2 separate regions of the Mus musculus genome follow, and region 1 is linked to region 2. A link is a loop called in an ENCODE intact Hi-C map of the cell type or tissue named here. Cell type or tissue: left cerebral cortex. All regions are shown on one strand. Each heading gives the region's core, and the rest is flanking DNA. Links, peaks and the distances in the headings are about the cores only. Region 1 overlaps Ttc27 (tetratricopeptide repeat domain 27). Region 2 holds the start of Ltbp1 (latent transforming growth factor beta binding protein 1).

The links. Peaks named below come from ENCODE experiments on the same cell type or tissue, not always from the same donor. Only the 100,000 strongest peaks of a DNase experiment are listed, where the experiment ranks them.
Region 1: a loop joins it to region 2, with 9 times the contacts of the local background. A loop is called at or near these places in 38 of 42 quality-filtered maps.

The regions. Positions count from the first base shown.
Region 1 is chr17:74,807,961-74,813,329 of GRCm38, reverse strand. All of the region lies in intron 13 of Ttc27 (tetratricopeptide repeat domain 27), which reads right to left. Among named protein-coding and RNA genes, the nearest start is that of Ttc27, 93 kb to the right of the region's middle. In left cerebral cortex, for the core only: a CTCF peak has its summit at 2,300 (motif pointing left); a DNase peak (open chromatin) is centred at 2,283.
Region 2 is chr17:75,002,195-75,007,557 of GRCm38, reverse strand. It overlaps Ltbp1 (latent transforming growth factor beta binding protein 1), which reads right to left and starts at 2,029. Exons shown (of 34, transcript NM_019919.4): 1 at 1,197-2,029; 2 at 157-227. The coding sequence starts at 1,672. In left cerebral cortex, for the core only: CTCF peaks have their summits at 1,104 and 2,518 (motif pointing right); DNase peaks (open chromatin) are centred at 1,241, 2,147 and 2,492; H3K4me3 peaks cover 1,686 bases.

The DNA.
Region 1 (5,369 bases), core at 164-5,163, 190 kb after region 2:
AGGCATTTCCTTAACTGAAGCTCCTTTCTCTGTGATAACTCCAGCTGTGTCAAGTTGACACAAAACTAGCCAGTACAGAGGGCATGTGATGCTTTGCTGAAAACAGACCCTTGAGAGGATGTGTGATGTCTAGAAAGAAGATAAATGGAAGGCCATAAACTGAGAGGATGCTCTTGCACTCTTCTTCACTAGTCCTCACTTCATAGAATTACATCAAAGGAATTCTCAGGGTGTTCCAGCTCATTCTGGCTGCTTGCCTTGCTGTTTCTGTTAAATCAAGTTGCCACTACTGATCTGTATTTGGTGTTTGTTATTGAACTGGACTGCTGGTATCCTGACAACAAAGAGTGGAACTGCTCCCAAGGAACTACTTCAAACAGGTCCACAACCCCCTTTTCCTCTTAATCACCTTTCTCCCCTACCTCTGATCAGTGGGCTAGAAGGGAGGTTGGAGCATTTAAGAATCCTAAATAAAGTAGATTTTGAAAATATCTAAGCCTACAGACCACCCCTCAGGAAGGCAGGATTACCCCCAGGAAGGCAAGCTCATCTTAAACCATGCTATAGAAACAGTAGAATAATGAGCCCTTTGATGACGTATTCTCCTCCAGCCTCGAGTACAGTCAAGAGCCTCAGTGACTCTGTGAGCGTGCCCACTTTTCTGAGTACAAATGTACAGCTTTTCTTTTCCCTTTTTTTTCTCTTTAAGGTGCTGGCCAGAACCTAAATATGCCTTTTCTAGTACATTGGGCTTCCTTACTCTTTCTCTCTCTAAACAACATCTCCAAGCCCCTATGTGTCACCATGTGTCTCACCTCCACACCAGCTTAACTCAAAGGACAGGGTATTCCTTATCTCTCCAGTCTCCTCCTCCAGACAGCTGTTGGGATTTACAGCTTGCCTGCTCTGCGAATTTTTTTGAATACTAATAAAATTATACATAATTTTCCATTAAAGTCTATTCTAAAATTACCTTATTAATGGAACTAAGAACCCAAAATTTCTGTTAACAATAGTATATACTAATTTTGCCTAGCCACATCTCATTCCAACCTTTCATATACTATAATCATTCCTGTTCCCTCTTTCTAGTCACCTTAACAAGCATCTACTAAGTATGCCAGGCCCTGACACTACGAGCTTTCCATTTACAACTTCATGTATTCCTCACAGAAACTCTGCTAGGTAATGAATGTCACCCTCATTAAGGAAATGCTGAACATAGGAGGTGTTCAACCACATCAGTGTTACTCCAAGCCTCACCCTCCCCACCGCACCACACTGCCTCTCAATATACCATCCTACCCGCACATGAGCTATGGTTTATGACAATACACCTGTCTTAGTTAGGGCTTTACTACTGTGAGCAGACACCATGACCAAGGCAACTCTTATAAAGGCAGGATTTAATGGAGGCTGCTTACAGGTTCAGAGCTTCAGTCCATTATCATCAAGGCAGGAGCACTGCAGCATGCATGCAGGCACAGTGCAGGTGTCTACATCTTCAACTTCAGGTCACTAGGAGAATACTAGCTTCTAGGCAGCTAGGACTCGGGTATTAAAGCCCACACCACCCACAGTGACACACCTACTCCAAGAAGGCCACACCTCCTAATAATGTCACTTCCTAGCCCAAACATACAAATCATCACACCACCCCAGTCACCAGTACCGAAAGACGGGGGGAAATAATGCAGTAACATGTACCTTCAGAACACAAATGAGTCCTTCCCCAAAGGCTGCCTTGTCAGGCCATGCACAGACAGAGAAGCAGCAACAGAGGGGTGGGCATGTTCAGATGGAGGGGAGCATCAAAAGGGTCTTGCCAAAAATGGAAACAAGCACTTGGCAGAAAGGCTCTGTTGAGATTTCTATAGAGCTCACACATCTAGAGCAAGCCAGGAGGCCATTGCTATTGCTGGCCATGACCTATGGAAGCCAGAGTCCACTGTATGGGAGTCAATGCAAAAAACAAAAGCAAAACAACTGTTTATTTTAAATAATGTGATGCCTGTATTTAAATAATGATTGCTTAAATATTTTAAATAACTTAAAACAAAAAACAAAAACAAAACCACAAGTGGCTGGAATATGGCCCCCTAGCATCAGAGAGAGTATAACAGAAGTGAGCAGACGATGGCTGACTCAGGAGACTCTGAGCACCTGCGTGGCTTCAGCTGTAATACGCAACCTCAGAGACTCAGTTCCTGGATGTTAAGGGGGGGGGGGTGTTAAACCAGGCTATAATTCCAAGGCTCTGGGACTCCCCAGAAGTGATAGGGTTCTGAGGTACACTGGTGCCATCTAGTGGTGGGATAAATACATTGGTCATACAAGACAGTATTTGGAATCAGCAGATTTGAAGAGATATAAAGGGAGTCTATTCAATTAGAGGCCTTAGAAATCAATTCAAAAGAGGCCAAGAGAAAAACATGGTCTATAGAGGAAGTTTACTCAAAGCTTCATGATTACTAGTTTCTGGAGTGCAGTGTTGGGTAGTGAGGAGAGCAATTACAGCACTTTATAAACTTCAACACCAAAAATAGAAATTAGCCATCTAAGGCCACTAGAGAATGAGTAAAATTACTTTTATGACTAAAAAGATAACTTTACAGCACGAAGGAAACAGACAGAAATACCACTTGCTTGGATATCACAATTTCCTTTTGTTTTGTTTTGTTTTGTTTTCAAGACAGAGTTTCTCTGTGTAGTCCCGGCTGTCCTGGAACTCACTCTGTAGACCAGGCTGACCTTGAACTCAGAGATCTGCCTGCCTCTGCCTCCCAAGTGCTGGGATTAAAGGCGTGCACCACCACTGCCTCGCCAGTTTTCTGACTTGCTACCCAGAGTTCCTTCTTCCTAAGGGACTGGGGGGCTTGGGGGTGGGAATGGGGCGCTGTCCACATGAATAAACAAGTTCACAATTTCTGCTATGTCCCTTCGGGACCAACTGGTTGGCGTCTGTCTGTCACATGAACTAAAGGTTAACATAATCTAGCCCTAAAGGCACGCCCCGTTCTCTATCCTGTGCCTTCTTCCCTACCTCAGTCTCATGGCACAAATGAAAACAAGCTGTTGAATATAGTTCAACAAACAGGAAATACCCTTAGGCCAAATCCAAGATCACTGCCACCTCTGTTTGGTAGTGGCTTTCCCCAAGACATGCTCCATGCTCTTAAGTCGTGCATCACCATACTTGCACTCTAATATTCCCCTCACTGAAGGAGAACACTCTTTAACCTGTCAGTTTTACTGTCTCCCTAAGGGGATAGTTTCCTTAATTTTCCTTTTACTGTTGTAAAAGAATTCTACTATTGGTTGTTTAATGCTGTTTCTTGTTTGGATGTTTACAGCTATTCTGTTATTTGCCTCTTCTTTCCAGAAAACTTACACCACGTAAGTCATCTGCTCCCGAGACCTTCCCAGAAGGTTTATCTCCCTGTTGGCTACAGATAACGGGCAAGAGTGATTTCTCTCATCACCTTGCAGAGCAACAGGCGGGAGAGACAGTTGCACGTTTGCTGCAGAGAGCTGACTGCACCAGAACTGAGCTAGCCCATACGTATGCTGGCTCTGCTTTTCCGAGCAGTGGAGTGATTGCAGACTCGGCTTTCCACCTTATGCAGGCACAGAACAGACCGGCCTGTGCCATGCCTCTGGGGTTCCTAGGTCTCAGAACCAAGCAGGCATCAGGCAGGGTTTCCACCTTCCCCACTCTATCACGGCCCAGACGCTACCACAGGGTTCTTGGCAGCTGTAAAATTAAGCCTTAGGAGTTTCTTTCTTTTTTTTCCCTTCCTTCCTTTCTTTTTTTTTTCCTTCCTTCCTTTCTTTTTTTTATTGCTAGCCAATATGAGAAAGAAAGAAAAAGACTCTTTTTTTTCTGTACATATTATTCACATATGTCCATCCTGTCTGCTCTTTGAAAAGGGAACACCAACCTCCTTGAATTTTCTACCACAAGTAATAACTTTACGACAGAAATTATTGGGTCACATTTCAAATGTAGATACTTTATCCTTTCAAAAACTAAAATGAGTCAGGCATAGTGTCACATGCCATAAACCCAGTGTTAGGGAGGCTGAAGCAGAAAAATGACAAGCTCAAAGCCAACCTAGCCTACACAGTAAGATCCTGCCTCAAAACAAAAACCACTAAAAGGACAGGCAACATTTGCCCTGTACATAAGGGTGAGTATGGCCCAGGCCTTGGGATGAACCATGATTCAAAGGTCTGACTCACAGGGAGAGCTCAGGAGATTCACTGGGCACCCTGTGCCAGACAGCTCCAATCTTACAACTTTATTCTGCTTCTTCCAATAGCCCAGTGACTCTTTGTTGACGGGAAACAACGTCTACGCTAACAGCTGAAGGTATTCAGGACGCTCTAGACTTGGCCTTGGCCAATATGGCACTGTGTCCTCCACAATCTCCTACAGAGGTCAAACCGAGAAGTTAAGAGCTCTGAAGCTAGGGCAAATGTCCAGGCTGAATATCAACTCCTGTCTTCATCAACTACAGCGGCTGGTACAAACTGACACTTCTAATTCTTCATCTATAAAGTTAGTAAAAACATTAAGGATCTTGGTGATTGTGCCGCTGGCTAAGAGTATCTACAGAGTGCTTAAAAGTCAGTACCTGAAGCCTGGTCATATGTAAAACTCCTTGCTGTGTTACTATTAGGATAGAATAGAATAAAGTCAGAACTCTACAGTCACCAAGAATCTTTGCTTTCTAAATGACTGGTGTTTGCACATGCAGAATATATTATTCCCAGAAGACATGCCCCCAGTTTCACTTCTGTGAATCTAACCCTTCTTTAAGTGCTCAGTGAAAATCACTTCTCCATCAGGCCTTTCCTGACCATCCATTGTTGCTTCATTCGCCTCTAGGCAGCAAAAGCACACTGCCCATTTATTCTACCACTGCTCACAGGGGACTCACACCTCTCCTCTCCCCACTGACACACAAAAAACAAAGGATTGCAAGCCTGCATCTTAACAAGCTTTTGCATCTCTCAATACTGCTAAAGGAATCCACGTTACATCCTAGCTTAGATCATCAGTGCTTTAAAAAGCTCCAGTCTCAGGAAAGCATTAGTCCCGTTGACTGCCCCCTACCACTCAGCACTGCCACTGGCTTCCCTTCACCTTTGTCCACCAGTGTTTCACTTCTGCCTGCAATAAAACAAGGCCGTCTAGTATCTCTTTACTTAGCTGTCTATTCTCGGTTCAGCACTGCATTTGACCACCATCTCCCTAGGAAGCAGGTTACTGATAGTAATCTGCTGTCTCACCGCACCCACTCTTCAGTCCTCAGAGTCTGTTTTTGATCGTCACCAGCAGGCTTCAAGCCAGGGACCAGTTCTTG
Region 2 (5,363 bases), core at 1-5,000:
ACCTTCCCAGGGGCAGTGCCTGCCTCTTCAAGAGGCCTCTGTAGAACCTCCCTAACCCAACCTGACCCTCTTCCTCCCACTCCACCCCCCCCCCACACACACACACAGCCCCACCTGGTCCACTGTGCAAGGCCCGCTGTGAGTACAGTGACTTACGTTTGGTGCACCTCTGGGAGCCAGGAGGTTTACTCCACCCGTGGCAGCACTGCCCTCCACAGACGTTGATCCTGAAACAAAGCGAGACCTCTGAGTCCAGCGCAGTGAACTCAAGCTTTCAGAGTGTTCCTGAAAAGCCAATCTCTTGCTTACACATTCCTCTCGATTAGAGAGAGAGCTCCAAAGTGTGCCCAGGATGCTCCACCCAAAGTTGCTCAAGTGGAAGGGTCAGGGACCATTCACCTGGGAAGGATGGAGGAACTAAGGGATGTGCATAAACAAGCATGGAGTCTTAAAATCCAAACAAACAGTTGTCTCTTAAACTCCAAATTAAAACAGAGTCAAATGTATTCTTCATATTCTCTGGGCCCACTTTGCTTCAGAGAGTAGTATCCCCCAGCCCCTCCCCCTCCCCCGTGCTGCCAAAAGAGTGAGATCACCCCGAGAATCCATCCCTGCGGGGGGGGGGGGGGGGCGTATGTCCAAATTAAGTCGCCCCCATCCTAACTTGTGATTAATGGGGTTAAAGCCGTTCAGTGGGGATACTTACCAGCACCGAATAACAAACTTTAATTCCTACTGCTGTTCACGTGGAGTCTCACCCCCAGCCCCTTACCAATTTAGGACCCACAGGTGCCAGGAAACCCAAGTATACAATTTCTGGGATGCTCAAGGAGAGCTGGGTCTTTAGAGCCAGCTTTCACTCACAATCCCTTTTTCATTAGGTAAACCAAAATAAAAAACCGAGTTGCAAGAAGTTTAATTGATGCCTTGGGATTAAGCTGTAGTGACTTCATGTTTACGCCCATAGTCTAGGAGCAGAAGGGTTTGCGCACAGGAGGTTACGCCCCGGGGAAGAAATAAATGCCTTTTGTGTTTCCCCCGCAGCTGGGTAACAATGCACTGAGAGTTAAACACCAGTAAAAAGTGAGCGGGCTTCCCCCGTGCCCACCCCTTCCCGCAGCGCCTCCGGCGGGGAGGAGACGGTTCCCGGGCCTCGGCGGGTCCCGGCGCGCGAGGCAGGCAGAGCGTGGGCTTACCCCTGCAGCTGCTGCTTCTGCTGAACCTGCAGTCTGGAGCCCCCGGCGCTCTGAGCGTCCTGCTGCACTTGGGAGCGCACGACTTGCCTGCCATGTTTGGCGAAGCGAGTGACCGCGGTCTGAGCACCCGCCTTAGAGTGGAGCTGCCGGCTGGGCCCCCCCGGACGCGCGGGCTCGGGTGGCAGCGGAGATCGGAGCCCCGGCAGGGCCGCGCCGCCGGGCTGGCTGGTGCGCCGGGTCCGCTCGGCTGGGGGCCCAGCCAAGGCGCGGCTGGAGGCGGCTGTTGAGCTCCGGCTGTACCTGGCGTCCAGTGCGACGTTGAAGGTCCGCGGGGGCCCAGCCAGAGGCAAGGCTCCGGCCGGCAGTCCCGGGCCCGGGCGCACCACGTACGTGATCCTCCGCACCCGGCCGTGCGCAGACCACGCTAGCAGCCCTGCCCAGAGCAGGAGACCCCACCTGAGCCAGGCTCCCGCCATCGCGGGCAGTCTCCGGCCGCGCGGCTCGTCCTGCCCCGGCGCGCTCCCTCGGTATCCCCAAGGACTCTGCGGAGAGCCCGTGCGCCGCGGGGTGGAGACCAACTGGGTGGCCGCAGGGGAGGGAGCTTTGCGGGCGGCTGAGCGGCAGCGGACCCCAGCCGGGAGTGGAGGCGAGCAGGGGGCGGGAGTTGGGGTGGAGAGGAGGGGAGGGGCGCGAGCTGCTCAAGGTGAGGGTCCCCTGGCTCAGACGAGGTGTCGCCGGGTGCGGCTGGGGTGCTACGGGCGCCAACCCCGCGAGGGTGAGCAAGGACGACCGTGAGCGCTGGACGCTCAGAGGCAGCCCCGGCTGCAAAGTCTTTTAAAAGTTTCTTCTCCCCGGTGGAGCCCTGTGTCAGATCTGAACAGCCAATCTGCAGCAGACGTGACGTCAGGCAGCAAATCCTAATTGGGGAAAGCTCGAGATGAGCCGGAGAATGAGCCGCCACCCTCCGCATCCAGATATTGGGGCTATGGGTCGGGTGGACAGGGATTCCCGCTCCCCAGCGCCAGGAAAAGACAAAGGGCTCAGCAAGGTGAGGGAACGGCCCTTTCCTTCTAGCAGCCGGAAAGGATTCGAGTAATACAGTTTGGAAGCGCAGGCACTTTTACTCGAGTTTGCTCGGATACTGTCTGCAGAAGTTGGATTAAAACACTAGGTCCGGTCCCAGAAAAGGCTATCCGAGGTAGCGTGAGCTGTCCATTGGAAAGTGATTAGCTCTATTAGTCTGAAGGAAGGTTTTCTTTAGGACTGCAACCTCCGGAAGACTTTGTGGTACCCTGCTCCTGACATTGGAGGGTCAAGAATGCGGGATGGGCAGCAGGGGGCGCCCGTGTAGATGAAGAAAATCGCAGAGGCTGCCCTGCCGGTGGTCCTTGCAGTGGAGTGGAATGGAGCATTTAGGAATTTCTCTCTCTCTCTCTCTCTCTCTCTCTCTCTCTCTCTCTCTCTCTCTCTCTCTCGTGCAAAACAGAGTTTGAAGAAAACCAGGAAATGACGTCTTTACTGCTAACATCTGAATTAAGACAATGTCAACAGAATGAATGCTGTTTTTACATGACTGCAATCAAAAGTCCATGATAATAACTGTATATTTTTTAAAACAATTTTTTAAAGGCCCGGGACTGGAGCAATAATTCAGTGGTTAAGTGCACTGGCTGCTCTTTCAGGGGACCTGGATTAGATTCCCAACCATCCAAAATTCCAGTTCCAGGAGGTTTGATGCTCTCTTCTGACATTCAGGCGCCCATACACATATTCAGACAAAGCAGTGACACACATAAAATAAATAAATATTTTTAAGTGAATTAAAAAGGGTCTTTTCCCAGGCTTGGGTTTTCTCACATATTAGTAATTTTGATTGTTCTTTGTTTGAGGGTTTTCCCTGCATCCGCTTAGGACAACTGATAGCAAGTGAGAATAATTTCAGAAATACTGATAGTGGGAAAAATCATTCCAAGCTGAGGACTAATCTAGTCACCTACTTTTCTCTGCACATTACAGAAATACTGGTGAGCGTTTGCTCTGAGGGAAGTGGGCCTGGAGGCCAGCAGCCTGAACACAGGCTTCCAGAAGGAGCACTGTCTGAGAGAGTCACTACCATCAAAGAAATAGCTCTGGTCGCGGGGAGGAGACCAGGGCTCCAGATAAAATGATCACTAATGGCTACAGGCCACGGACACTTCACCTTTCCTCTCAGAAGCTCTGCTTTCTCAACACACACACACACACACACACACAAACTGGGTGAAAAGCCCCTCCCAGCCCTGAACAGGATAACTCCAGTCCAACCTTAGAGCTGGGTTAAAGTGAACCAGATGAAAAGAAGGGTCAAGACACTGTCCCAAGTCTGCAACTTTGAGTTCTAGATGCAAAAGTACAAGGGAACAAATGCCTACCAAATGCCCGCTGTGCAAAAGACCAGCAGATACACAGCATCTTTGTATCTATCTAGAGCTACAAAGTATCCTGGGGCACAAAGCCTTTGTGTAAAGGAAACCTATCTGGTTGAGGAAACAAGATCTAAATAAAGCATTAAAGAAGCTAAGCAGCTGAATTAAGTAATGCTTAGAGAAAAATAACAGAAATCTCACAAGGCACTGCTTGATTTCCATGGTCCTAGAACCTAGTTTAGCCCATAATTCTTTGTCATCTTGTGGACAATTCGTAACAGAGAATGTTTCCTAGCTGCAAGTCAAACCTGCCCCGATGAAGATTCTAGGTGTCATATAGGGATTTTTCTAAGCAGTTGTTGCAGTGGACAGGGAGCAGTGGAAGGAAGCAGGAGGCGAGGCTGAGTGCACTTTGATAAGAGAGGCCATGGGATGGGAAGGGCAGAGGAGAATAGACAAGGGAAATGACCCAGGCAGCAGCATCAACAAGAAGTCTTTACTAGTCTTCAGTGCTGGGTGAGTCTTCCTGACAAGTGTCTCCCAGGTCCAGGATGGGGGAATGGCATATATCAACACTGCTTCCAGGACAGAAGCAGCTGTCTACAGAGAGCACAGCTGGAAGCAGACCCTGGGGGCCTAGCCTTGCTACTTTACTTTGAGCGAGTCATTCCACCTGCCTGGATCTCAGTTTCTAGAGAATCTGAGGTTCTGCTTGTAATCGCTGAGTTTGCAGTAAGACTGGTTTTTACTCTGATCTATGGCTCTATAGAGAAGTGTTTTCTGTGAAACAGCTCAGAAAGTAAGAGCACCTGGTGTGCAACCATAAAGATCTAAGTTCAAATCCCCATCACCCACATAGTAGCAGACCACATGGTCACAGAAGCTCATAACTCTAGCACTGTAGGGGAAGGAAAACAGAAGAATACAGGGACTTGCTCTTATCAGCCTAGCTCCTGGTGCAATGAAAGACCCTGCCTCAAGGGACTAGGCAGAAATGATCACACAGGGCATTCAGTGTCCTCCTCTGGCCTTCACACAAACATAAAGGCAAGCATGAACACACAACACACATACATACATACATACACACATACATACATACATACATACCACTTACATATACCGTGCACACACCATAAAAATTACAAATGTTTTCTACCACTGAAAATGTACAAGGCAGCTGGGCAGTGGTCATGCACGCCTTTCATCCCAGCACTTGGGAGGCAGAGGCAGGCAGATCTCTGAGTTCAAGGCCAGCCTGGTCTACAGCGTGAGTTCCAGGACAGCCAGGACTACACAGAGAAACCCTGTGAAAGGAAGGAAGGAAGGAAGGGAGAGAGAGAGAGAAAGAGAGAGAGAGAGAGAGAGAGAGAGAGAGAGAGAGAGAGAGAGAGAGAGAAGGAAAGAGATCAAGAAAGAAAGAGATCAAGAAAGAAAAGAAAAGAAAAAGAAAGAAAAGAAAAGAAAATGCACAAGGCAATATTTCTTTCTCTTGACAGCAATACAGGAGGGACCACTTCTGATGCTTCTTCAACCAAATTATAACCTCCAAAAATGAATGTTCACCCCATCCCTACACATGCTAGAACACATGTGTGTCTACATGTCCATGATTATGTAAATATATGCATAAGCAAAGAGTCCCACTCAAGGGGCTGCTGGCAGATGCCGCAAAGTCACAGTTTTCCACACAAGTTTCTTGTTTCTTATATAACTGGCAAGATCGTCTCTGAGAGTTGTGCTCTGTTCCCCATGCAGCTTC